4 separate regions of the Homo sapiens genome follow, and regions 2, 3 and 4 are each linked to region 1. The links are chromatin loops, found by intact Hi-C in ENCODE. Cell type or tissue: heart right ventricle. All regions are shown on one strand. Links, peaks and the distances in the headings refer to the core of each region. The heading gives the core; the rest is flanking DNA. Region 1 holds the start of LOC124903267 (small nucleolar RNA U13). Region 2 holds the start of LOC124903212 (a long non-coding RNA gene). Region 3 holds the start of MIR8073 (microRNA 8073). Region 4 overlaps COL4A2 (collagen type IV alpha 2 chain).

Evidence for each region. Peaks named below come from ENCODE experiments on the same cell type or tissue, not always from the same donor. Only the 100,000 strongest peaks of a DNase experiment are listed, where the experiment ranks them.
Region 2: it touches region 1 in a loop (2.8-fold over the local background); 35 of 110 quality-filtered maps call a loop at or near these places.
Region 3: a loop joins it to region 1, with 2.1 times the contacts of the local background. A loop is called at or near these places in 22 of 110 quality-filtered maps.
Region 4: a loop joins it to region 1, with 2.7 times the contacts of the local background. A loop is called at or near these places in 58 of 110 quality-filtered maps.

Annotation. Positions count from the first base shown.
Region 1 is chr13:110,409,450-110,415,452 of GRCh38, forward strand. All of the region lies in intron 4 of COL4A2 (collagen type IV alpha 2 chain), which reads left to right. It overlaps LOC124903267 (small nucleolar RNA U13), which reads left to right and starts at 4,756; the gene lies at 4,756-4,857. RefSeq lists a silencer at 2,753-3,047. In heart right ventricle, for the core only: a CTCF peak has its summit at 2,978 (motif pointing left); DNase peaks (open chromatin) are centred at 2,952 and 3,336; H3K4me3 peaks cover 444 bases; H3K27ac peaks cover 5,000 bases.
Region 2 is chr13:110,245,238-110,251,240 of GRCh38, forward strand. All of the region lies in intron 1 of COL4A1 (collagen type IV alpha 1 chain), which reads right to left. It overlaps LOC124903212 (a long non-coding RNA gene), which reads left to right and starts at 5,205. Exons shown (of 3, transcript XR_007063872.1): 1 at 5,205-5,386. In heart right ventricle, for the core only: a CTCF peak has its summit at 2,419; DNase peaks (open chromatin) are centred at 1,624, 2,554, 3,134, 4,084 and 1 weaker place; H3K27ac peaks cover 4,898 bases.
Region 3 is chr13:110,338,438-110,344,440 of GRCh38, forward strand. All of the region lies in intron 3 of COL4A2 (collagen type IV alpha 2 chain), which reads left to right. MIR8073 (microRNA 8073) reads left to right here and starts at 2,521; the gene lies at 2,521-2,592. RefSeq lists enhancers at 1-222, 3,766-4,715, 4,716-5,664 and a silencer at 2,625-2,694. In heart right ventricle, for the core only: no CTCF peak of the experiment used is centred there; DNase peaks (open chromatin) are centred at 2,694 and 3,316; H3K4me3 peaks cover 1,596 bases; H3K27ac peaks cover 5,000 bases.
Region 4 is chr13:110,312,287-110,318,289 of GRCh38, forward strand. All of the region lies in intron 3 of COL4A2 (collagen type IV alpha 2 chain), which reads left to right. Among named protein-coding and RNA genes, the nearest start is that of COL4A2, 8.0 kb to the left of the region's middle. In heart right ventricle, for the core only: no CTCF peak of the experiment used is centred there; DNase peaks (open chromatin) are centred at 535, 2,385, 2,775 and 3,525; H3K27ac peaks cover 4,634 bases.

The DNA of each region.
Region 1 (6,003 bases), core at 513-5,512:
TGCGCTGCTGCCGCTACACCTTTGTGAACACCAAATGCGCAGGAAGCGTATCGGGAGCAGCACGGCTGCACTCAGTTGTTGCCTTCTATTTCGTGGATGAAAACTGCTATTGATTTCTCTTTTAACAAGTGCTGTTGGGAAGAACCAGTGTTCTGGAGGCTGTTTTCGCCCATGTCATGAGAACAGGGCGCCAGCTGAGTCACTTCTCTGGAATGGACTTTAATGTCACTTGGTTTCCTCTCACCCAGGACCCGGGCTTCATGTCTGGACAAATGAGCCATGCATTATCTTTCCACCAGACTAAAGAAAGATCAGTTTCTTGTGGTTTGTTGTTCTTTTTTTAATTGCGGATGTGTGTTCAGCATTCGCCCAAATAATCATTCCAAACCGGGGAGTCTTGGGGGAGTGCAGGATGTCCAGATAGCACCAGCCCTTTGTTAACTGGAGAGACGACAGACAATAACCCCGGCGTGGTGAAACCCGGCCCACACGTCCCGCCCGCCCCAGAGCCAATGCTAGGGCCATCAGGTGGCCCTGGTAGCCAGTGGTTCCAGGACCAGCATCAGACACTCGGTGTTACTGTGGACAGTAGCTTTGTACAAGTTCCTAGCGAGGTGATTTCCAAAATATTAGATACCTTTAAAGACAGAGATGAGGAAGACTGAATTGGGATCTGGCTTTTACTGTCCGCCATTTAACCTTCCTCACACCAAGCTTCAAGGCAACAGGGAGCGTGAGACATCCGTGAGCAAGAAGCCAGGCTGCTCAGCCACTCGTGGGCCACGTCCCCTGTCCCCTCGCAGGGCTTGCAGTTATCACACTCAAAGTTAGCCCAGGTTGTTCTCTAGGCGTTGTTGCCAAGCTCATAATTCCACATGTTCACGGTCAAATGTATGTTTAGATACCTTAAGTTGCTGCTAACATCCTGAGGGTAGCTTCTGGCTGTAAACAAACATAATTCTGATCACTGTGAGACTCATTCTGTTCTTGGACAGCCCCTTGGGGTTCAGTGACATGGACTCCAAGTTCACCATCTGATGTATGGGCTTCTGCCACTGGTGCTGTCATCTGGCACCTTCCTAAAACCTTCCCATTCGTACATGACCCCCAGCACCTGTTCTTTTTCTCCCGTAGCTTTCCTTTTCTTCTTGGCGTCAAATTCGAAGCCACTTTCATACCCTTTTGTTTTCTTCACGACAAAATATGTTACTGATGTTACTGTTATATCAGCTTGGTTTGTTCAGAAATCAAAACAGTGACATCTTTCTTCCATCTGGTGGAAAGATCATCAGAACCCAGCTAGGTGGTATCAGTGAATATTTCCATTTCCCAAATAAAGAAACTGAGGCTCAGGGAAGGGCAGTGACTTGCCTGTGGTCATAGAACTGGCAGAGCTGGGATTCAACCCCGGTAGCACTTCAAATCTGGTACTCTTCCTTCTTGACTGCACGGGGCTCCAAATCACGTGAATCTGTGTTTAACTGATCAGTGTTAAATCACTTCGGTTTGTTCACAAACCAAATGGCCACCATTCTGCCCTTTTCTCCTCTCAGCTGCCTTCTTCTCGATGCTCTTAAGCCCTCACTCACGGCCTGTGGGGTTACTGCAGGGACTTCTACCACCGTCTCCCACGTCCCATCTCAGCTCCTATCTGTGGTCAGCACCCAGGCCTCCCTACAGGTCTTCTCAGCCACGACAGCCTTCTCCCAAGGAACCTGGGCCTCTGCGAAGCGGCCTCCTGATTCCCCACAACTCCCCTGGAACACAAAGCTCGTCTTCTCCAAGGTCCAGCTAAACCCTGCTTCAGAATATGCTTAAACAGCCAACCTTTTTAGCATGCAGAACTCCACAGCTGTTTAGAAAATCTTCCTAATGCAGCCTGTTTTCAACAACGAATCTGTTCAGAGAAGGTAGAGAAAGCATAGGTTATGTCTAAATATTTCCCTGGAGTGTGTTACTACTTCAGAGTATTAGCCTGCAGCTCCAGGGGCCTCCTCTGCATACCTTTTGACCAGCATTGCTAAAAAGTAACAGAAATGGCTTGTTTGGGTTTCACCTTCTTTTTCTACCCATCACTCTTTAGCAGGGAGGGGGATTAATGAGCCGTGAAATGGCTACATTTGAGCAGGGTAGGGTTAAAGCAGAGAAGCCATGTTCTTAAATCACCTCTGCAGGACTGTGGCTGGCTTGGTTTTGTACGGATTTCCATGAACCCCAGGCATACATTGTTTATTTTTGTAGACAATTTGTCCATCTGCTTTTGGCTTAATTATCGCTTCAGGAAGATCAGTGGAAAAGATGTATTCAGAGTCCAAGGTCATGTCTGTTCCTCAAGGGAAGTCTGTGTGGATGACAATGCCCTATGGAACTCTTTTGAAAAGCCCCATATGACTCTTCTCTTTCATATACCAGCCAAATGGCCCAAACCTCTCTGTGCCTCAGTTTCCTCACCATAAAATGGGTACAATGACAGTACCTACCTCGTAGAGGTTTGTGAGGACTACATAGGCTGACTGTTGGAAAGTGCTCCGAACAGTGAACAGTCTAGAGTAAAAATGTCAGCTGCTGTTCTAGCTTAGTCCCAACCAGGGGTCAAAGCTAATAACCTGAAACACTCTCTTGTGGACCCTCTGCAATGGGCTGGGCCTAACAGGTCCGCCAATACACAAATTTGGAACACTTTCCTTTAAGCAAGTCAAAGGGAAGGGAATTGTCCAACCAATCAGTGATTGAGTTTGTTCCACCACCCTGTAGAAAGGAAAATGGAATTCGATGTGCTCTTTCGACATCTTTGGAACTCTGCAGTCAGGACTTTCCCCATGGGAGGTGAGCTCCCCGTGACAAATGAGGGAGCTGCCCTCTCTCCCACTGAGATGAGTCATTGTAACCCAAAACAATCTCAAAATCTTTGACATCACTGCCGCTTGCAAATCTGTGCCTCCAGCCAAGGGCCGGTGGATGCTACTGCCTGCCACCTCGTGTTCACCACCAGAACTGCACGTCACTCCGAATCTGCTGACCTCATACCCTGGCATAGAAACAGTAAAAAGACCAAACAAAAACGTGTCTTTTTTGGACCCAAGGTTGAAATCTGATTTTAAAACAGAGACATTCAGTAAGCATTAAACATCTTCCTTTTATAGCTTTCTCACAGACCTACATTGACAAACTCACCCCTTCCCTCCATAACCTTTACGCCCCTGAGTCACAGTAGTTGCCCTGAATTGCTTACGCAGGTCTGGCTTATCACCGACAGTTGTCCTCAAAACACTTGGTTCAAATGTTACCAGAACTAAATTTGGAGGAGGGAGTCCTGGCATTCCAGAGCCCTTGCCTCATTTTCTAGCGCGATCCCAGCAGATGGTCTGATGTATCTCATCAGATGCTGAGCGCGGGCCTCACTGGCCCAGCCCTCCTTTCCACAAGTCTGGTGGTCTCCTTTTTTATGACTCCACTTGAGAGGCCTGGGAAACATTCTCCCTGATAATGCAGGTGATAAAACCAGATCATCTGGTGGAACGAACAATCAGAAATTCCACTGGGCGGGCACAGGGCTTGGAGAAGAGTTGAGATTGCGGATGATGTTTTCCGGTAGATGAAGGTGACTGAAGGAATTGAATGGAGGGTGGAGGGGACTAAAGGAGAGGGTGAAGTCCTCCACAGCATGACCCACTGCTGCTCGGCATCAGAAATTGGGAAGTCATTATAATGGTCAGAAACGTGGTCTAAAAATAGAAGATTCCATGTGGGAAGAACATGAATTTCGGAGCCAGGCAGAGGGGGTAAATAGCAGTGCCATAACGCATGTGTTTAACAGACAGCACATGGAGTGTGTTCTGTGTGTCAAATCCTGCAAGAGATGCCGGGGACAGAGTGTGAATGAGGCATGGTCCCTACCTCCAAGGGCCTCGCGGTCTCACGTGAAATGTGGGTACAGAGATGTAGTATGGCAGTGCCCTGCAGTGTGCCATGGGGAAGAAGCCCCGGCCGCCTCCTCCAGTTGTGAGGAGGGGAAGATGCCCCCAGAGAGCCCATGCTTGAGTCACATCCTCTAGTGACCCTGAGAGCCTCAGGCAGCGAGGGCTGCGTGTGCCATGGCCCTGAGGTTCCAGAGAAACTGGCCCAACCGCTAGGCACTCAGTTAGACTGGAGAGTGCAGTGCACTGTGCCAGCGTGGGAAGGGGTGTGCCAGGGCAGTGGGGGACAAAAAAACGCAAAGGCTATGGCGGGGTGGCTCGCAGAGCCTGCAGAGCTGACACAGTGGCTTGGGGGCAAGGCAGACAGGTCTCTCAGAGGCCCCCTTACCTTTGCTTCACAAATGAGACATGAGCCAGCAGTGCTTGGCGGTGGTGAGCAGCCGGGACTGTGATGTGGGACCCTCAGCATGTGGGACCCTCAGGGCTTGGGGAACGGTATTGCTGCATGCAGAGCACCACTGGGTCCAGGTGCTGTGGGTGAGAGGCTCATCTCTCTGGGCTGCCCCCTCACCTGTCTACGTGAGAATTAGACACACTCCATGGCTCCCAAACCTGCCTGTGAATCTTAAGTGCTTGGGGGCCTTGCTGAAAACATCAACTCCTGACTGGGCAGTGGCTCATGCCTGTAACCCCAGCACTTTGGGAGGCTGAGGCAGGAGGATGACTTGAGCCCGGGAGTTTGAGGCTGCAGTGAGCTATGACTGTGCCACTGCAGTCCAGCCGGGCAACAGCAAAACCCTGACTCAAAAGATATGTATTCCATATATATAAATTCCCTGTCCTTTTGTGGGTCATCAGCATGATGCTGGGGCGTTCACACTCGTGTGAGACATGCCTCTCTCAAACCTTGTTAAGATGTCAGCACATGACCCATCTCACATGAAAAAATTAAAAAGAAAAAAACAAGGAAAAAGAAAAATACATATATAAATTCTTCCCAGGCTCCTTCCCTTGACTCCCAAACTGCTAGACCAGAAAATTCACAAGGTCTGAGACTCCCCGTTGTTGGTACTTTGGCGGCCAGCCCAGGCCAGTCCTGGGACAGGGACCACTTCAGAACGATCACCCGGAACCCTGTTAAAATCCAGGACAGGAGAGGGCCCAAGTGCCCTGCCTGATTGCTAATGAGCCCCCAGGTGACTCTCACGCTGCCGACCCCCCCGATCTCTCTCAGATGCCCCAGATGCTCTCTGAGGTCCCTTCCAAGTCCAACATCTTATGAAGCCTTTGGGAAAATAATCAGTTACCAATGGCAAAAAGCAGAGATGTAAATGTGAAAAGTGATATTATATTGGTCTAATTTCAAATGGCTATCACTGTCTATAATCTGTAAGACTCTTGCTAGGGAATGAGGCTTGTGTTTGCGTATTAAGCAAGACAAAGGTTGTTTTTGTATCATAATGTATGAGAAGGAAATATTCTTTTATCCAAAATAAAATGAATCCATACTCTAGGTAAGAACTTTGGAGCCGTGTTTCTCTTTAGTTTCTGTATGGTAGAATTTTTTTTGTTAATTATCTTTTTCCCCTGTCTTTCTGTAGCAGCAGCACTCTGGGGGAATCTCAGATGCATTGTGCTAAGTGAAAGGAGCCAGGCTCAAGACTCCACACTGCGTGGTTCTATTTCTGTGAGTGTCTAGAAAAGGCAAACTACATGGAGGGAGAAACATGAGGGTTGGACCGAGGTTTGGAGAAGGGAGCATTTGATAACAAAGGGGCAACACCCAGAATGTTGGGTGATATGGAGCTTTGCTGTCTCTTGCTGATAGTGGTGGTTACACAACTCTGTTATTTGTTGTGTCTGTTAATGACACACCAAATAACACACCAAAAAAAGTGAATTTTATTGTATGTAAATTAAAAGATAAAATTTTTTTAAAGGAGTAAGAAAATGAAGTCAAAATAAAATTAACAGTTAACTAGGCAGTAGCCAAAGGAGGAGAAGGACAATGGTGGTTATCAAGCATTTTGTAACAACAGAAAAGGTGGAGTTCTATTTAAAGCATGTCCTATTCAGGAACATTTCA
Region 2 (6,003 bases), core at 411-5,410, 160 kb before region 1:
CCAGGTCATCTCCAAGTCCCTGGAGTTTCGGGGCAGCCTCTTTGCTGGGATTATGCCACTGCCCACAACCTGTTTGCGTTTGAGCCAAGTTTGGAAACACATCTCTGTTCTTTAAACTCTGCAGTGTTTCATCCCCCTCCTACAGATACCAAAAGGAAAACCCACCAGGCTAAGTCTCATGTATCTGCAGAGTCCATTTAGGAAATGTCCAGCAGTCATCTGGGCTTAGCTGGCAGAAACTCAACACCAGCCTGAAGTAGTGTGGATTTTCGACTTGTGAGTCAATTGCTGCTTTCTGGGAAAGAGCAGATTAAGCAGGGATTTAAGGGATTGAAGCTGAAAATGGCTATTTGGTGATCTGGAGTTTTCTGAAAGGTTGATAAAATCTCAGAAGCTTTATCTTTCTGCAATTTGAGGGAGGTTATAAAAATGAATTTCCTGGAACTGGGCCCTTAAGCCATCCGTGAATGCTTCCATTGCCTGGGACTGCAGATAAGAGGCTGCAAGGCTGTGACTGTGGACCCTCGGGTCAAGACGCTTCTTGTGCTTTTGGTACAGAAACACCCCCAGCCGGTGCCGGTGACAGGCGGGTGGGTAGTTTTACCCTGGGGACCACTTCAGGTACTAAGGAACACTGGGGAAAATCAGAGATGAGACAGGACTGACCCCCGACCCCGGCCTTCCCCCACCACCTTACGCTTTTTCATAAGCAAGTAATTTTTTTTAATCCTGGACCAAAAACATGCATGGCTTTATGTGTGTAGGGAATTTGATTATCAATTCTAAAAAATTGATCATTCCAAAAATATCTAAATTAGGGTTAGCTTTTCAGAACAAAAGATGTCTAAGATCATGATTTTTGTGTCACATTCTGGGTGGCCTAGCATTTTATGTAAATGGTTTTGTTAAAAAAAAAAAACAAAAAAGCTAGCCTTTAGAATGACAAGAATGACAAACAAATATCCTAAGATGTATGTTTACTTTGTTAAATAAAATCTATTTTAAAATATCACTATTCTGGTCCTTTCTGTCATATAAGGGCCCGTGCTGGGTTTCACCCTGGCATATGAAGGTATTTTAGCTGCAGTTCAATGGTTCACTGCTAAAAAGAAAAAAAAAATACAAAGGATGACCTGAGTACCCCCTTCACTCAGGTGTAATGTATAAGCTTCAAATGGTGAATTAAAATAAAAGTCAGGTAATGCAAGTCTTAATTCACTGTTGTAAATTACTGTGTTTAAAAGGGGTACATAAATAATGCAGGTTACCCAGGTTCACAATTTCATTGGTGACCTGACATGTGAAAAGCTATGTCACCATTTCATCATTTCCTGAGGAAATACACCTTGCATCTGGACTCCCAGAAAAATCTAAAGCTATATGCAGACTGGTGGACTCCACCGGCTCCCTGCTGGCTGCATATCTGAGGGCCTTTATGAGGGCTCTGCATTCTCCCGGTGTCTGGATGACCCTACAGATAAGCTCCCATACCATCTGTTTCAGATTCTAGAATGGGAAGAACTGGTACATTCTGTGCGGTACTCATCCTCTTCCTGGTTTTCCCCTCATTGGTGTTCTAGGGTCAATGAGTTCCAAGTTCCTGGAGCAATGCCTGTGTTGTGCTCCTGTGAGGCACACACTTAACCCGAGTGGTCATGAGGATGAAAGTGGGTCACGAAGGCAGTCTCCACTTGGAAGACGGGGAATATGGCTGGGAGTTCTCAAAGGAAAGAAAGGCGGGGGTCTCGGTCTCTCTTATAAAAGCAGACCAGCCATGGACAACAGCAACACAGGTACCCCAGACCAATGTGGAAAAAGAGGACCCTAGAAAGCTCTTGGGGTTGGGGGTGAATTTATTATTTATACTCCTAAAACTGTAGACAAACTTAATGAAAACCAAGTCAGTTTTGAAAGTCCTTTTAGCCTCTTCCCCATAGACCATGTGGCCTACAGAGTATAATAAGTTGTCTCCAAATGGAAGCCAAACTGACTTAACTGTGTTTGAAACAGAAAAGAAAATAATAATAATAGTCCCCAGTGGACTCTGTCAGACACACACACGCACACATAACTTCAATAGCAGAGATCAGCTTTAAACGAAAACAAAAAATACAATATGAAAGGAATGCAAAAGGTACTACAAAGTAATCCCTAAACCAAATATCTTTTATATTCTCTAAAAGTCTCTTAAACTTTTCAGGATATGTTAAAATAATTAATACTGTGAAACTTTTCTTTCATGCTCCAATTAAGATATTCAGAGATCCACCATCAGTATTCACGTTATAAAGTATATTAAGTTCTTAAAATACACAAAGATTTTACAATACACAGTACGAGTGCCAAAGAAGAAAGGGGAGGAAGAGAAGTCAATGGTTTTAATAAGAAATAAAGCCTATTTCTGGTTTTCTCGCATCTACAGACCAAGAGGGCGCTCTTCTCAAGATTACAGTGAATTCCATTCCAGAGGATGCAAAAAGAGGAAAGCTCACTCATTCTGTTTACAGAATGCCTTTTTAACTGAACCGAAGAATACCAGCTGCTATGCTACTCGTGTGTGTGTGTGTGTGTGTGTGTGTGTGTGTGTGTGTGTGTGTGGCAGAGAGAGAGGGAGGGAGGGAGGGAGGGGAGAAGGGTGCAGTGTTATACAGTTTAACTGGGACATGTCTTCTGATGAAGGCATATTTGGAATGAGTTAAACAGGATGAGGTCCTCAATTTTCTGATTTTTTTTCCTGCTTTTGATGGAAGATAGACCTTTAACATCGCAGCTTTCACAATTTTTATGTGTTTCACATCCCACCAAATAGGGACATGTGGAGATCTGCCAAGTCTAAACAGCTTATCTTTCAAATTCTTTCTCGCATTCCCTATGCTGTGCAAAAATGTCAAAATACTTTCCTGGTGATACTGCCGTCGAGGGCTCTTCCTGGTTGCAGCACTTCCTCGGGGAGTCTTTTAAATAATTCCCTACCCAACTAAATAAGCGTATGGAGGCAAGAGACTGTATCTTAGGGCTACTTGGGCAGAATTAAGAGTACGCAGCAAGCGCGGGCCCCACACGCTCCCGGCGGGATTGCGAGCGGGACATTCCCAACCCTCTGGAAGGCGCTCAGCCGCCTCCGCTGTAGCTGGGCCCTGGCCCCTGGCCCCGGCTCCTTCCCCCAAATTCCACTCCCAGGGATAAGCCCCACGGCCACACGGCAGGGGCGCACTGGTACGTTGCTCCAACTGAGGCAAGTTGGACAAAACCCCATTGACCTTCATCACGTCCTGCTGGGGTCTCGCTCTGTGGCGCAGGCTGGAGTGCACTGGCGCGACGTCGGCTCACCGCAACCTCTGCCATCTGGATTCAAGCGATTCTCCTGCCTCAGCCTCCCGAGTGGCTGGGACTACAGGCACGGGCCACCACGCCAGGATAATTTTTTTGTATTTTTAGTAGAGATGGGATTTCGCCATGTTGGCCAGGCTGGTTCGAACTCCTGGCCTCAAGTGATCCACACGCCTCAGCCTCCCAAAACGCTGGGATTACAGGTGTGAGCCACCGCACCCGGCCTCAATTCTATTATTTTAAATTCCACTTCATTCACACACACAAAATGCTGGTGTGGTGAATAAAAGATAACCACACACAGATGCAGCAGGCACTCACACTTTTTTCGGATAGCGAAACCTCAAAGACTGCACGTGGAGAATGGACTTTCTAGCTTCTGTCCTGTTTGCCGCTGTGCTGCTTGTGTCACGCTTGTTTTAACCGCGGTGGCTGTGAGGCTCTGCAAAATGGCTCTCCCCAGCTCCATGGACCCCCAGGGCCCAAGAATGCCCTAAAAAAGAATCTTAAAACTTCTCCAGAGAGAGCACACTCTGTATGATCCCATCATATGAAATTCAAGAACGGAGGCATCTGTCTATGGGGAAAAGAAGTCAGAATTGTGATGACCTTCTGCGGGGGTGTGGCAAAGGTAGGGACAAGGGAGGTTTCTGGGGTGCAGGAAACATTCTTTGCTTGTTGCGGGCGGTGACTACACGGGTGTATACGTCGGTAAAAACTCATCGAGCTGTGCACTTGTGATGTTTGCACTTTGTTGTATTTCAATAAAATTCGAGAAAAAGGGACGTGCTTAAGCCTGTTCACAGCAGCACTATCCACAATCGCCCCAGCTGGAAACAGTTCAAGGGACTGAGAAACGATGGGGTATATTCACGGAAGGGAGTCCCCGGCCACACCAGGGCAGGCCAGCTACAGCACCCGCAGCAAGCTGAAGCAGGCACAAAAGAAGACAAACTGGGTGACTCCATTCCTGTAAAAGTCAAAGCCGAACAAGATGACGTTGGATCCTGGTTACTCGTGAGGGCTACTGACTAGAAGAGGACTCCAGGGACTTCGTGCCTTCTGGTAATGTTCTGGTCCGTAGTCTGGGTTCACTGCTATGTTCACTTTGGGGAAAATGCACTGAGCTGTACCCTTCGCCTTTGATATGTTTCTGTAAGTTGATAAACTTCAATAAAATTAGCTCCCCAAAAAAGTGTCCATGGCATTTAAAAATTACTTAAAAAACAGTAAAATATAGGCCAAATGTTGTAGTACAAATAATGATTTCTTAAAAGCTTACATTTGCATAACATTTTTCAACTTCCAAAAATATACTTAGTATTGTGGTTTTAAAGGTAAAATTAACTTCTCTCCCTTATTCTCACAGAACTCAAAATCATTGTGCTTTCATCTGCATTTGTTTTATTATCATCATCATTTGTTTTGACTAATGTAAGATAGATGTGATCCCAAAGATGTGAAAATAATTATTCATCATTAACTCCCCTGAAAGGACAACTTAGGTAAATAAAATAATATTTCTGTTCCATTTAATAATGGAAGACATAGAAACAAAACAGTCCCTACTACTGTTTAGAGTTACACAATATTTCTGCCCTAATTTGAAAACAACAAGAGTTGATACATTCTTGGCAAAAAAAAAAAAAAGCACAAAAAATGTGAGAAACAGTGAATTTCTAATATGTAACATGTCTCTCTCTGTGCTGTAGTATGACTAAGATTTGTACATGTGAGGTACATGCTCTATTCTGCTTCTCAATTAGAGACTGAGTTTGCAGGGCAGAAAGGCTCCCAAGAAACCACACGCCTTGAGGAAATGAGGGTGTTTTCTTGGCTTCTCTTAGGAACAACATGTGACTAAAGTTCTGGTCTCATTTTCCCTGTCATATAATTTTGTTGACTCATGTTTCACTTCTTTTCTTCCCTTTTTCCCACTAAACGGGGGTGGACATTAAATGTTCCTGCTTGGGGAATAGGATGGCCTGGAGGGAATGACCATGAAGACCGGCACTTCACCTCCAGGTCATTGGTCTTTGTCCAGCTGCAAGCAGATGTGAGTATGATTAGTTGCCATGGGTCAGTGGTTCCTTGGATGGCTGTGTGTGAAATGAGTTGGTGGGCTTCGTGTGTGTCTGCTGGGACCCATGGGTGGAAACACTGTTGGGAGGCATGACCTGGGGCGAGCCTTCCCGTGCTTGTGAGTCACTGGCCTGACGCACTAGCACAGTGGGGCAAGGCCAGTGCGTCCCCAGCATCCGGGTCCCACGGAGCCCCTCCCAAACCAAGTGTCAGCTCCAGGCAAATATGTAGACTTGAGAGACATTTCGTTCTCTCAATGAAACTCAAACTCCCTAATTCCAGAGAAGGAATCTCCCACCCATAGAGTTGTCACTCTTAGCTACTCTTCCCGGTTCCCCGGATTCTTTTCCCACCAGCCCTGCTCCCATCCTTTGTAACTTTCATCTTTAACCCCTTCATTCCACCAGTGCCTATTTTACAGGCACCCTTTGAAGAACAGCAAATTTTACCCAGACAGGCACGAAAAAAGACGTTGGACTATTTCTTCCAGCTTTGGAGAACTGTGCGGCTCCCGGCTGTGCTGAAGGGCAGGGAGTTCTCCCAGCTATTCCCGGTTTTCATCTTCCATGGCCTACTCCTTCCACACCCTGG
Region 3 (6,003 bases), core at 443-5,442, 71 kb before region 1:
GGGGGGTGGGGGTAAAATGCTCCCCCTGAAGAGCACTGAGGCTCTAGGGAGCCCGTTAAACCCAGATAATTCTACTAGAGCAGGAGGGAGCTGGCCTGGGCCTTCCCAGTTAGCACTCACTGAAAACAACGGGCCTCTGCCGAGAAGCTAAACCTGGGACCCCAGGGATGGTTTATCTGGAAGATTAGGGGAGAAACGTGCAAGGCAGCCAAGGCAATCCAGCCATCTCTGCAGCTGGGAAAAGGAGTGATTGTTTTCCTGAGCTGCTAGCCTGGATTTGCAGAAGGAAAGAATGCCTTGTTTCTGTCCCCTGAAGACGCAAGCTGAAAAAATGTCTGGCTGCTCTTCGCCGCCCTCCCAGGTTCTCTCCCACAGCCAAGAACGACTGGCTGCTGCCCTGAGCCGGGAGGTCACAACGCTTGTGGAGTAAGGAGCTCGGGTTTTTGTTTGGGGCTTTGTTTTGTTTTCTTAAGTATCTGCAGGACAATGTTTGGAAGAGTCGTATGCCCCATAAAAGGAAGAAAATGGTGCTCTTGGATTGTAATCAGTGACTTGTGGTTGGCAGTTATGCCTCTGCCTTCAGTACTGCAGGCCTGTGCCTTCCACGGACCTTCCCTAACATCATTTCTGGAGATGATGGGGCCAGCTCTTTAAGAAACTATTTTTTCACGTTATCATGTGGTAAGAACAGAGATGAACCTCAGAGATGAAGAGTGTGATTGAGCTCAGAGAAACTTCAGTGACTTGATTTTAAATGGGCCAAACAGTTGGATTTCTTTTACCTTTTGTGCAGAAAGCCTTCGTTTAGAGAAAAGAGGACTGAATTCTGATGGACAGTAGGTGTGGGAGGGGCAGCATGTTATCACAATAGCATCGTGATGAGATTCCTGGATGGAGGGAATCACTGGTGCTTGCATATTTGGGGCTTCATCTTAGGGAAGTTCCCTAAAATCTCTGTAGCACCCAGTTTTCGTGGGAAGAATGTCGTGGGAGCAGGGGCTTCCCTGACCTTGGAAGCCTGGCCGGTCAGTCTCAAACGAGTTTACTGCCTCCGACCCAATTGTGAGGACTGAGCCAGAGGGAGTGCATGTCAGCCTCAGCCTCCAGCAGCACAGCCCCTTTCTCTACAAGCCTCAGATATAGGGGAAAAAAAACAAAAACAGAGTCAAAAGTAGGTCTTCATTAATAAAAGACTGGGATCTCCCAGAATTAATCATCTTGCTCATCTTTTCCAGTTCTGGAAATCTGATCTTTGAACCTGGTATCCTCAGTCTTAGCACAATACCTGGGACCATAATAGATGCTCAGTAAACTTGGTGGGAGGAAAAAATCAAAGAAGGAGTCAAAATAGAGGTGCTCGGTGCCGAGGAGTTGCTAACCTGGACCATCCAAATAATGACAGTCTGTGGCACTTCAGAAGCATTCCAGAAATGGAACAATGGCACTCCATGAAGCTGTATAAACTCATAATGTATCCTGTAACTAACCCAGTATAGAACAGTAACACTGTTTACACTGATTGGAAGGAAGAAGGTTCATCCTGGCGGTTTATGACATTGCCAGAATGGCTTGAATCCTTGAGGGTGGGTGACAGGTAGAGTGGATAATAAATGGGCCTCCTGGTTCACAGAGCCTGAGAACCTCTCACCCAATGGGCACCTGGTGCCCCTGCAGAGTCCAGTCTAAGAGGACAATTTTTTTTTTCAGATGTAGTCTTGTTCTGTTGCCCAGGTTGGAGTGCCTGATCTCAGCTCACTGCAGCCTCCGCCTCCTGGGTTCAAGCAGTTCCCTGCCTCAGCCTCCCTGGTAGCTGAGATTATAGGTGCACGCCACCACACCCGGCTAATTTTTGTATTTTTAGTAGAGATGCGGTTTCACCATCTTGGCCAGGCTGGTGTTGACGTCCTGACCTCGTGAGCCACCGCGCCCAGCCAAGGACAATTTACTCTAGCCACAGATATGGCCATGGTCCTCATGTAAGCTGACTACAAATACAGCAAATCCACCTTTCCAAAGACTTCATTCTAAAGATGTAAAAGAACAAAAAGAGATAAAGGAAGAGGATGAGAAGACTTGAGAAGAGTGGAAGTGTAGAAAGAAAATGTTTAAGGTTCATCCCCTCCCCACCTTGGGGAGTTCCTTTGGCAGCATCTTCTGAAGGGTACTTCTCCTAGCCCAGGGGCAGAAAGATCCAGTCTTTTGGGGCAGCTGCGGAAGAAAGGAGAGCAGTCCTGTAGCTCATGAAGACATTACGAAGCACAAAGAACTGCACAGGGACAGAGAGTCTTTAGGGTCTCGAGCTCACTCTATGTCCTTGGCTGTTAAGTTCCCCGAGAGCAAACCCCAGCTTCTCGCTTGCTTCAGGCTCTGCATGTGTGAGTGTGACCCTTGGGTACTCTCGGGGCGTTTTCAGCCATGCGATTCTGGGGACTTCAGAGGACTCTGTTCCTTTCTGACTCGTGTTCCGGCGTCTGTGGATTGCTCCCAACAGGAGGAGGAGTATTGTCTATTAAGGGAAAAGATTTCAGTGACCTGGCAGCAGGGAGCGTCGTCAGTGTTTGACTGTTTATGGTATGTCAGGGAGCTGGTTCCTGGCAGTGGCTTCCCCAGGGGTGGGGAGGGGTGTGCTGGGGGTGACAGGAAGCACTGAATCACGACAGAGAAGGGAAAGAAGCCCGCCCGCCACTTCCGGTGTTCACTGAGCAGGTCGGTGGCCAGCGCTGCCTTCGCATCAGAACCCCATTTTAAAACACATCCAAGCGCGTGGCGTCATCGGGACGACGGGCTTCTCCCCAGTAGAGTGTCAGACCAACACCGCCCTGCACAAAGCTCTGTGTTCCCTGCTTTCTGTCATGTTCCCACCCATAGCCAGAAATCCCAGCTGCTGGCCGTCCAGCCCCTATGGAGCAGTGACTAAGGGTGGCTGTGGGACTCACTCACGAGCCTTAGGTTGGGTGTACATAGTTTGTGGCTGATTAGGTGTTGTTAAGGATTTACTGTTCAGGGCTGTTGATTTCTGCCACTGGCTTGTCTTCTCCCAAGGACAAGGGGCCTGCCTATTGGCTTTTAGATCTTAGCACTTAGCAGACTCTCAGAAGTGTTTGCTAGAGGACGTTTTCTGGGGAATGTCCACCTGCACTGATGAAAACAACTCAGTAACAACTCCACTTTGAGAGGAGCAGAGCAGGAGCCTTCCTTAGGTGTGCGTAAGGGGATACCGGCTTTAAAGACGCCAGGCTGAGTTGCTGTGTCAGGATTGATTCTTTACTTCTCCATCTGGAGGTGTTTCTGCTTTATCAGTTTCTCCTTGTTTCCAGCTCTGTCTCGCTGCCAGAGGGCCGACGTTTCCTGGCTTTTGTTGTACTGTGGCACACAGTCTGTTTTGAAAGGACAGGAGCATAATAAAAGCGGATATGAAAGAAGGGCCAGATGACATCACATAGAATACTGGAGGAAGTCCGCGTTTGTGGATGTTTATAATCTCAGCATGTTAGTTGTTTGTAATATGATAAGAGCACTTTTGATACATAGGAGGACTACAAGCCTTGTTGCTTAGACAGGACTCACGAATTTTTATCTTAGGCTCATAGTGACGAACAGAGAATGGGGATCTTGGCCTGGATCCCAAGTGACCCTGGCTCATTGGTTGACCTCGGGTACAAGATTCGGCATAGATGAGCCATTTAAATTGTGCCTAAGCCAGCTACTCATTGAATTTTTTAAAAGAAAGAGAGAGATAGAATAAAGAAAGCTAAGAATTTGACTTATTAGAGATGAATTAGCTTACTAAATTTTTTCCTTTTGAAATCTTACTTCAGAGAAATTGATGGTACCTAGAACTTAACATTAAATCAAGTAAGACCCTTTTAAGGTGAATTCTGGAAGCCATATAGAGTCAGCATTATATGCATGCTTACTCAGTGAAAATCCTAAAGCATGCAAGTGTCTCCATAAAGAGCAATCTCCTTGAACAATAACAGTGTTGACACCTGCTGTTCCCCAGGTCTGTATCGTGAGATGGAAATACACCAGCATCTTCCCCCACTAGGGGAAGATGATAAAATGCAGGTTAAGAACATGGACCATGGATGCTGGGTACTTCCTGCCGGGAGCCGGGCACTATCCTCACCTCTTCCCGTGGGTTAATCTCCTTTCATCCTAACGGCAACCCCAGGAGGCAGGAACAGTAGGTTCTACCCATTTTTTAAATGAGGACCCTGCAGGGCATGTGGGATGAGCATTCCTCACAAGACCGCCCCCACGAAACATGGCCTGGAGCCCGGGCACCCTTGGTCCAAAGCAAATCAAGTTTCTCCCAAACACAGTGCCATTCAGAGCAAACCAAATCTGCAGCACTGGAGACCCGCACACCCGACTGGAAGCTTAGGGCAGGGCAAAGGCACAAGACAGCATCATAGCACTCTGGAGCCCAGGAAGAACCCATCTTCTTGCAAACACTCCAGATTAAGCGTAAAAAGACTAGAAAAATCAACTGTCTTCATGCACTGGTATAGGAGAGCAGGGTAGAGCTGGCTCCTAAAATTTCACACTCAGGAGACTCTAAAAATCGTGCTCAAACCTAAAAATGTGTGCATGCTAATTCCAAATTAGCCTTATCGACAGAGGTTAGCGTCCAAAACTTGGTCTAACCTAGTCCAGGGAACATGCAATCTTTGCAACTTCATACTGCAGTGACTGTGTGTGTGGTCTCTGATTGTCCATCGAACACAAGAATTAAAATCCCAACAACCTAGTGAGGGGCAGAGAGGAGTGGGATTGAAAATCCACTGTTGAAATATCCAGGTAGATAATCCACTCCCAAATAACGGAGTGCTGCCTGCGCCTGTCCGTACCCAGTGGGTGCTCTCCTCTGCTGGCCCCAGGAGTAGGCGTCTGCTGTGACTTAGAGCAGATTTTATGCACAGACCTTCTTCCAGGCAGAGAAAAAACTACCGAGTGTGAGTTCACAGCAAAGGCATCCTCGATCCCTGCTGATGTGGGAAGGCATAGGTACACGCCGTCTGAAAGCTGCCAGGCGTGATTCACTTGGCAGCGTACCTCCAGGAGAAAGGGCGGGGCAGAAATTCAGAAATTCTAACCCAGAAGCCAGGCCAGCAGGTAGGTAAAGTGGCTGTCGCATGGGTGTGGTGTTGTCCATGGCCCCAAAGCCCCTGGGACTTTGATGGTCAAGTTTGCAAAGATAAAGCTGCAGGCACCTGAGGCTGAGCCTGCCCGGGCAGCGCAGCGCTGCTGTGTGCCAATGCAAACGGGGACCTTCCTTGCCTAGACCAGTCTTCACCAACCAGAACAGAAATCTTATTGTATTCTGAAAAAGGATTCCTGGATCTCTTTCATTCCATGCTTTTCAGATTTTTTTCTCCCAAATTTAGCACAGAGGGCAGGTTTTGAACAGAACTCTTAAACTGAAGGTACTTCTCTGGAATAAATAGCTTCAAGAGATGGACCCACTTTGTTTATTACCAACAGGGCTAAATATTTACCTTAGACCTATATGCCAATACTAACCACATACACATTTTCATTCATTGCCAAAGAATACCAAGAACTGGCATGCCGTATAAATAATTAAAATTTAGTGTAGATAATGTGTGAGGTAATGCTTATATTAGATGATGTCTCGGTGAACTCTCTCCCTAACGAAACAGAAGAAAAACAACATAGCTCATAAATATGTAAGGGTATTTATTCTAAATGTAACATGTGAAACTCTTCACTGCATGTGTACCTATGAGTCTGAAAACTCACTTCTAACTATGATTACATTGATGGCCTCTTGAACAAGAGTTAAAAGCTCCTTGTAACTTGTTCTTCTCAACACGGAGACAGAACAAAATCCCTCAGGCTATTAAAAGGATGACATGACAAATAGCCTTCATAAAAGATGGTCTTTTATGCAGCCAATTTTCTTATTAGTTATTTGACGACAACATTGAGGTTTAAATGAGTAGCCAATGAGAGAATATTGAAGTAGGCTGTTTGTTA
Region 4 (6,003 bases), core at 503-5,502, 97 kb before region 1:
GAAGGGTAAACCGAAAAGCGCAGGAGAGGAAACAGGCTCTGTACGACCAGGCGGCTATGTTTACAACCAGAGAGAGAGAGGTGAAGAGGAAAAGGTTCTAGAATAGAAAAAAGATTTTGCTAAAATAATAAAAATCAAAGAACTGTGTTTAATTGTGTTTCTGGGGAGAGGGAAAGAAAATGGATGTGTAGTTTAAATAATAGAGAAACTCAAGGGAAAAACTGAGTGCCATGGAGATTTAACTTTTCAACCCTGTGTTGATAATATAATGAAGAGATCACCATCTAGAAAGTGGTTTGAGAATGTCTCATTCTTTTTATCTGAAGAAGAATGTTTGTCTTTGATTAGAGGGTTTTAGAGAAAGCTCTGAAACTGGCCTCATGCTTTGTGTCTGCTGGTGTCTACTGTGTGATCACTGCTGAAGGTAGGAGGCAATGTCTGCAACCCCCAGCCTTGGCTGATAGAGCTTGTGAATCAGGGACCAGGAATGACACAATAGTCTTGAGAGGCCATAAAGTCTAATCCAGCCTGTTGCTAACCGGGTTCTGACTTCAGGGCAAGACACTTTACGTGCTTTGGCTCTGGAGCCTGGAAGAGAATGTTGTGTGGAATGGATCTCTCAGGTGATCAACATACCATGAGTAAGTTAGAGGTCAGCAGTGAGGGCTGGCCTGTGCAGGTGTGCTAAGACCTGTGAGGGTGAGCCGGGGTCTCCGCTGTGATGCTGGGGATGAGAAAGCCCTTCCAGATAAGCTCCAGAATAGAATCTATCCAGCCTGCACCAGGATATCGCTTAGAAATCAATATGCCACATGGGACTTTTTATCTTCACGGTGTCGAGAAGCTTCTGGAATCCAGTAAATATGTGACATTTCTCAGTTGAGATGAGGAAAAGGGCAGAGTTCCTGGATAGTCCCCTCTTGCTGTTTCCCTCTGGTGCCCACTCCCTTCAGTTAATGAGACCCTGTCAGGACAGGTGACGGCCTAAGTGACTCACTGCTCTTGATTTCATTGGTGGCTCCGGAGGACGGTAATTTTTATTTTGGTTACCCCTGAAAGGAGAAGGCGGCATCTAATTCTAGGGAGACTTCACAGGTGTCTCCAGTCCTGTTGATGTGGCCAGAGAGTGAATTTCAAAGGACGTGCGAGCAGCCGGCGTCCACCCGGCAGGCTCCCACCCCGGTGCCCCGCGTCCACCCGGCAGGCTCCCACCCCGGTGCCCCGCGTCCACCCGGCAGGCTCCCACCCCGGTGCCCCGCGTCCACCCGGCAGGCTCCCACCCCAGTGCCCCGTGTCCACCCGGCAGGCTCCCACCCCAGTGCCCCGTGTCCACCCGGCAGGCTCCCACCCCGGTGCCCCGCGTCCACCCGGCAGGCTCCCACCCCAGTGCCCCGTGTCCACCCGGCAGGCTCCCACCCCGGTGCCCCGCGTCCACCCAGCAGGCTCCCACCCCAGTGCCCCGTGTCCACCCGGCAGGCTCCCACCCCGGTGCCCCGCGTCCACCCGGCAGGCTCCCACCCCAGTGCCCCGTGTCCACCCGGCAGGCTCCCACCCCGGTGCCCCGCGTCCACCCGGCAGGCTCCTACCTCGGTGCTGGGTTCCAGCCCCTCCCCTGTCTCCTGAGCTCCTGGCTGGCTCCTGAGTACTCTGCTTCACTGTCTTCTGTTGCCTTGGATGAAGCTGCCTTTTGAAGCAACATGCTTTTTTGTAAAACCGGCTCCTTTGAAGTGCAGCCTGGTATCCTGGGGCGGGTCCTGGGACAGAAAAGCTGCACTAGTGGAAAAACTGGTGAGATTCTAGCGGAGGCTGCAGTTCAATGTGATAATGTTGATTTCTGTACCAATGTTGATTTCTTAGTTTTCACAGAAATGTGCCATAGTTTTATAAAATGTCAATATGACATCATGATGTCTGGGTGAAGGGTATACAGGGACTCTCTGTACTATCTCTGCAACTCTTCTGCAAATCTCAATTGCTTCAGAATTTTAAAATGCTCCCAGGAGTCAGCAGCCAGTCACATTTGGTGTGCATGGGTCAGATGGACAAGTGCATGGAGAAGGCTGAAAGCAGCCAGTCTCGAATGAGCAGATGTGGGCAGCAAGAGGGAAATGTTGCTCCCATTCTTTTCTCTCATAGAGTAAGTGAACAGAAGTCTCTTCCACTTAGTGGAAAATACAGCAGAGGTAGACCCAAGCGAAGCCTGAGTAAAAGGATTTTTGTCCCCTGGCCGTGGGTGGAGTCATTTGTGAAGACGGGGAGGTTTCCCTGTGGAGTTTCTGCAGCACCACATGGGAGGCCCGGTGGAGCTGTCATGGGGCCTCTTCTTCGCTGGGGAGGGAAGTGGCCGCTCCGTTGTTTCCTGAGCCCAAGATGGAAGGGCAGGCTTGTATCACAGTGTCGCTGCAAGGACAGAAAACTGACAGTGGAGGAGCCCGGTGCTGCCCATACGCGCTCACCCCTAGGAACGCATCAGGCAGTACCCTCGTGCCCTCCTGGGCTGCACAGAATGGGAGCCCCCTTCCCGCCTGCCTAGGAAACCCCATGGGCCACAGGGACGGGCAGGTGGCAGGTGGCTGGTGGCTGGTGGAGGACTTAGGCCTCCTGCACACGTGGGTCACCTGATAGAAAGGGACAGGCCATGGCAGTGGGATTCAGAGTCCCAGCCTCTCAGTGGCCTCAGCTTCTGTGTTAGTTAGGGGCCAAGGGAAAGGGGCCTGGAGCCAGGATGGCCAGTGGCTGTTGCCTTGCACAGTTGCCTGTCATCACCCTGCCATTGATAACTGGAAATGAGAAGCATGAGCAGAGCCGCCTCTGCCCGGCCCCTGCCAGTTCTGCTCTGCACACCCTGTCTGCACTCCAGGCCTTAGCCCCGGGGGGATAAGGATGGCCTGTCCCTTTCTATCAGGTGACCCGCAGCAGGTATCACACACCTGCACATGGCTGGAGCCTCTGTCCTTTGCAACTGAGGCCCATTTCAGGGTCTAGCTAAAGTGTCTTCTCCACTGATAGGATTTTAAATTCTTTAGGATCGAGGATTATAAGTCATGATTGTAGCTCTATAGACTTGAAACATTTGTCTTCACCCATCATCCACTTTTTTTGTTTGTTTGTTTTCGTTTTTGTTTTAGAGGTGGAGTCTCACTCTGTCACCCAGGCTGGAGTGCAGTGGCGTGATCTTGGCTCCCTGCAACCTCTGCCTCCTGAGTTCAAGTGATTCTCCTGCCTCAGCCTCCCAAGTAGCTGGGATTACAGGCACGAGTCACCATTCTCAGCTAACTTACGTATTTTTAGTAGAGACAGGGTTTCACCATGTTGGCCAGGCTGGTTTCAAACTCCTGATCTCAGGTGATCCGCCTACCTCAGCCTCCCAAAGTGCTGGGATTACAGGCATGAGCCACCACGCCCTGCCATCATCCACTTTTTCTCCCAGTAACATGTCTTCTTTAGCTGACATTGCTGTTCCCACAGTCCAAGTTCAGGGCATCTTGCATCGGCCCTCATGGAATGATTCATGGGTACCTTTATCTGCCCGAGGCCTGAAATACAGTGGGCCCTCAACAGAGCTTGTTACATAAATGATTGCAGTTAGTTGGCAGCAATGCAAGCAGATCCTTTGGATGAGGAGTACAGTCATGGAACTATTAATAAAAGAGGAGATTAAAATGTATTTATTCTTACTGTGGGTTTTTTTTTCCCAAATTATCTGCTTTCTCCCACTGGATAAAACTAGCCGTATATGATGATAAAGGAATCATGGATCAGTCTGAAAGATTTGCATTTTTTCCTAGGGATTGTTTCAACCCCACCCATAGAATTCCTGTTTTGTTGCTTTTACCCAGTTCAGTGATCTCTCATGTGGGAATTAGAGAAGAATGTGTGTTTTTGAATTTCATGGACTGATTATCTGGTACCTGGTGGTAAATATTATATAACAATATTTTTCCACATGTTGAGTGTTTTTGGATCCCTGACTGTGGAGTAATGGGACCCTGTGAGATCCAGGAAAAGGGCTTCTGTTGGTGCACAGGGTCAGACACACGTGCCCTGGACTGCATCAAAAGCCATGGTTTGTCCACGAGAGAAAGGAGATGCCGATTGGCAGCCGTGATGCAATCATTGCAAACTGTGTCGGGAAGGAGCATCGCAGCGATGCAGGCCCTGGAGCCACCAGCCCGGCCCTCCTTCCCGCTCTGTCCTCCCCGCCTTCCAGTGACACTGGCTCCAGATTAGGTGAAAGGAAGAGGTCCCCTGGGAGATTCTTTGTGGGATCACCAGAACCAAACCTAAGAGAGCATCCTGAAGATGCTTCCAGCATTCCAGAACCTCTCGGAGCAGCTAAAACACCCTGCGAAGAAACATAGCAAATCCTGTTTGCTGAGCCACTGGTGCTGCAAACTGCTCTAAGCCACGGATGGTTCACAGATGGGTAAACTGAGGCATGTGCAGGAAGGCACCTGGTAGGTCAATAGGAACAAAGTGGGGAGTGAAACCTAGAACTTGCCGATTCTAAAACCTCTGCTCTTAACCACTGGCTAGGTGAATAAGCCCCAGCCACAGAATATATATACACGTCAAAATACAGAAATTGTGGTACATGTAAAACATAGATATGTATATTATATGTAGAAAATATGTTATCAATCTACATGGAATATACAGACATAGATGATAGAGATAAAAGAGAGAGAGAACACACACATACATATGCACCCTGTACTCACACACACACAGACACACAGATGCACACATACATGCATGCACATAGACACACAGGCACACGTAGACACACACATGCACCCAGCACACACATACAGACACACACATGCACATATAGACACACTTGCACCCCACACACACATACAGACACACAGATGCACACACACATGCACATAGACACAGAGATGCACACATAGACACACACGTGCACCCCACACACACAGACACACACATGTACATATAGACACACTTGCACCACACTCACACATACACACAGATGCACACACACACGCACATACACATAGATGCAAATACACAGAGACACACACTTGCACCCACACACACACAGAAACACATGTACACACACATAAACACACATGCTCATGCGTGTACACACACACACACTTAGCCGGAGGACGCTCCTGGTTTCTTTCTTCATGGGAGCAGCCAAGGCAGAAAAAGACTATACCTGCCTCTGGGGAGCATCAAACAGACCTGTTTCTTTAGGGTCCCTTCTGCAGAGAGGCTGGACAGAGGCGGGAGGGTGACTGAGTAGCCTCATGAACTCTGAAAAGTAAAGGCTAAGATGACTGCACTCAGGAGAGGCCCTTAAAGGATGACCAAGAAATACATGAGAATGGGCAAAGGGACAATTTCACCTGCAGAACCAAGAGTCCTGCAGACACAACCCCCAACCGGCCCTCTCCAAGTCTGGCTTGAAACTCCGGGCCACTGGGGTAAATGCTGCTGCAGCTATGTAAAGGGGAAAAGGAGGGGCAAACACGGCTTTATGTTTGGCTGTTGGAAAATTCTGCTAGTCCTAATTTAGAGAAAGACTTACTGAAACGCTATGGGCAAAAGAGACCTTCCCAAAATTATCTTAGACGTACAGGAAACCCAGTGGGCACTACAGAGAGACAGGGGATTCCATTTTCCCTGGACCAATGCCAGCTTCCTTACGCTGGGTCTTCTCTCACCGCCCCGTGTTTGTGCTGCTGTTTTTCATGGAAGTCCCCATGCGCCAACAGGAGGATAGGTGTGGTCTGTTAAAAAGAAGTGGAGCCTGTGGGCTTGAGCCCAGCGACTGGGAAAAGTCACTTTTCCTTTCTGAGAATGCTTGTCTTCATCTGTAAACGGGAATACTGAAAACTATGTCCCAGGGTCTCATGTATGTGACATTCGTTCATTAAATGAACATGTCTGATGCTGCTAGGAATAATTCACTCACGAGTTCTAGAACACCATGGACTCGTGTCTGGGTCAGAGCAAGGACAAGCAAGGAACCGT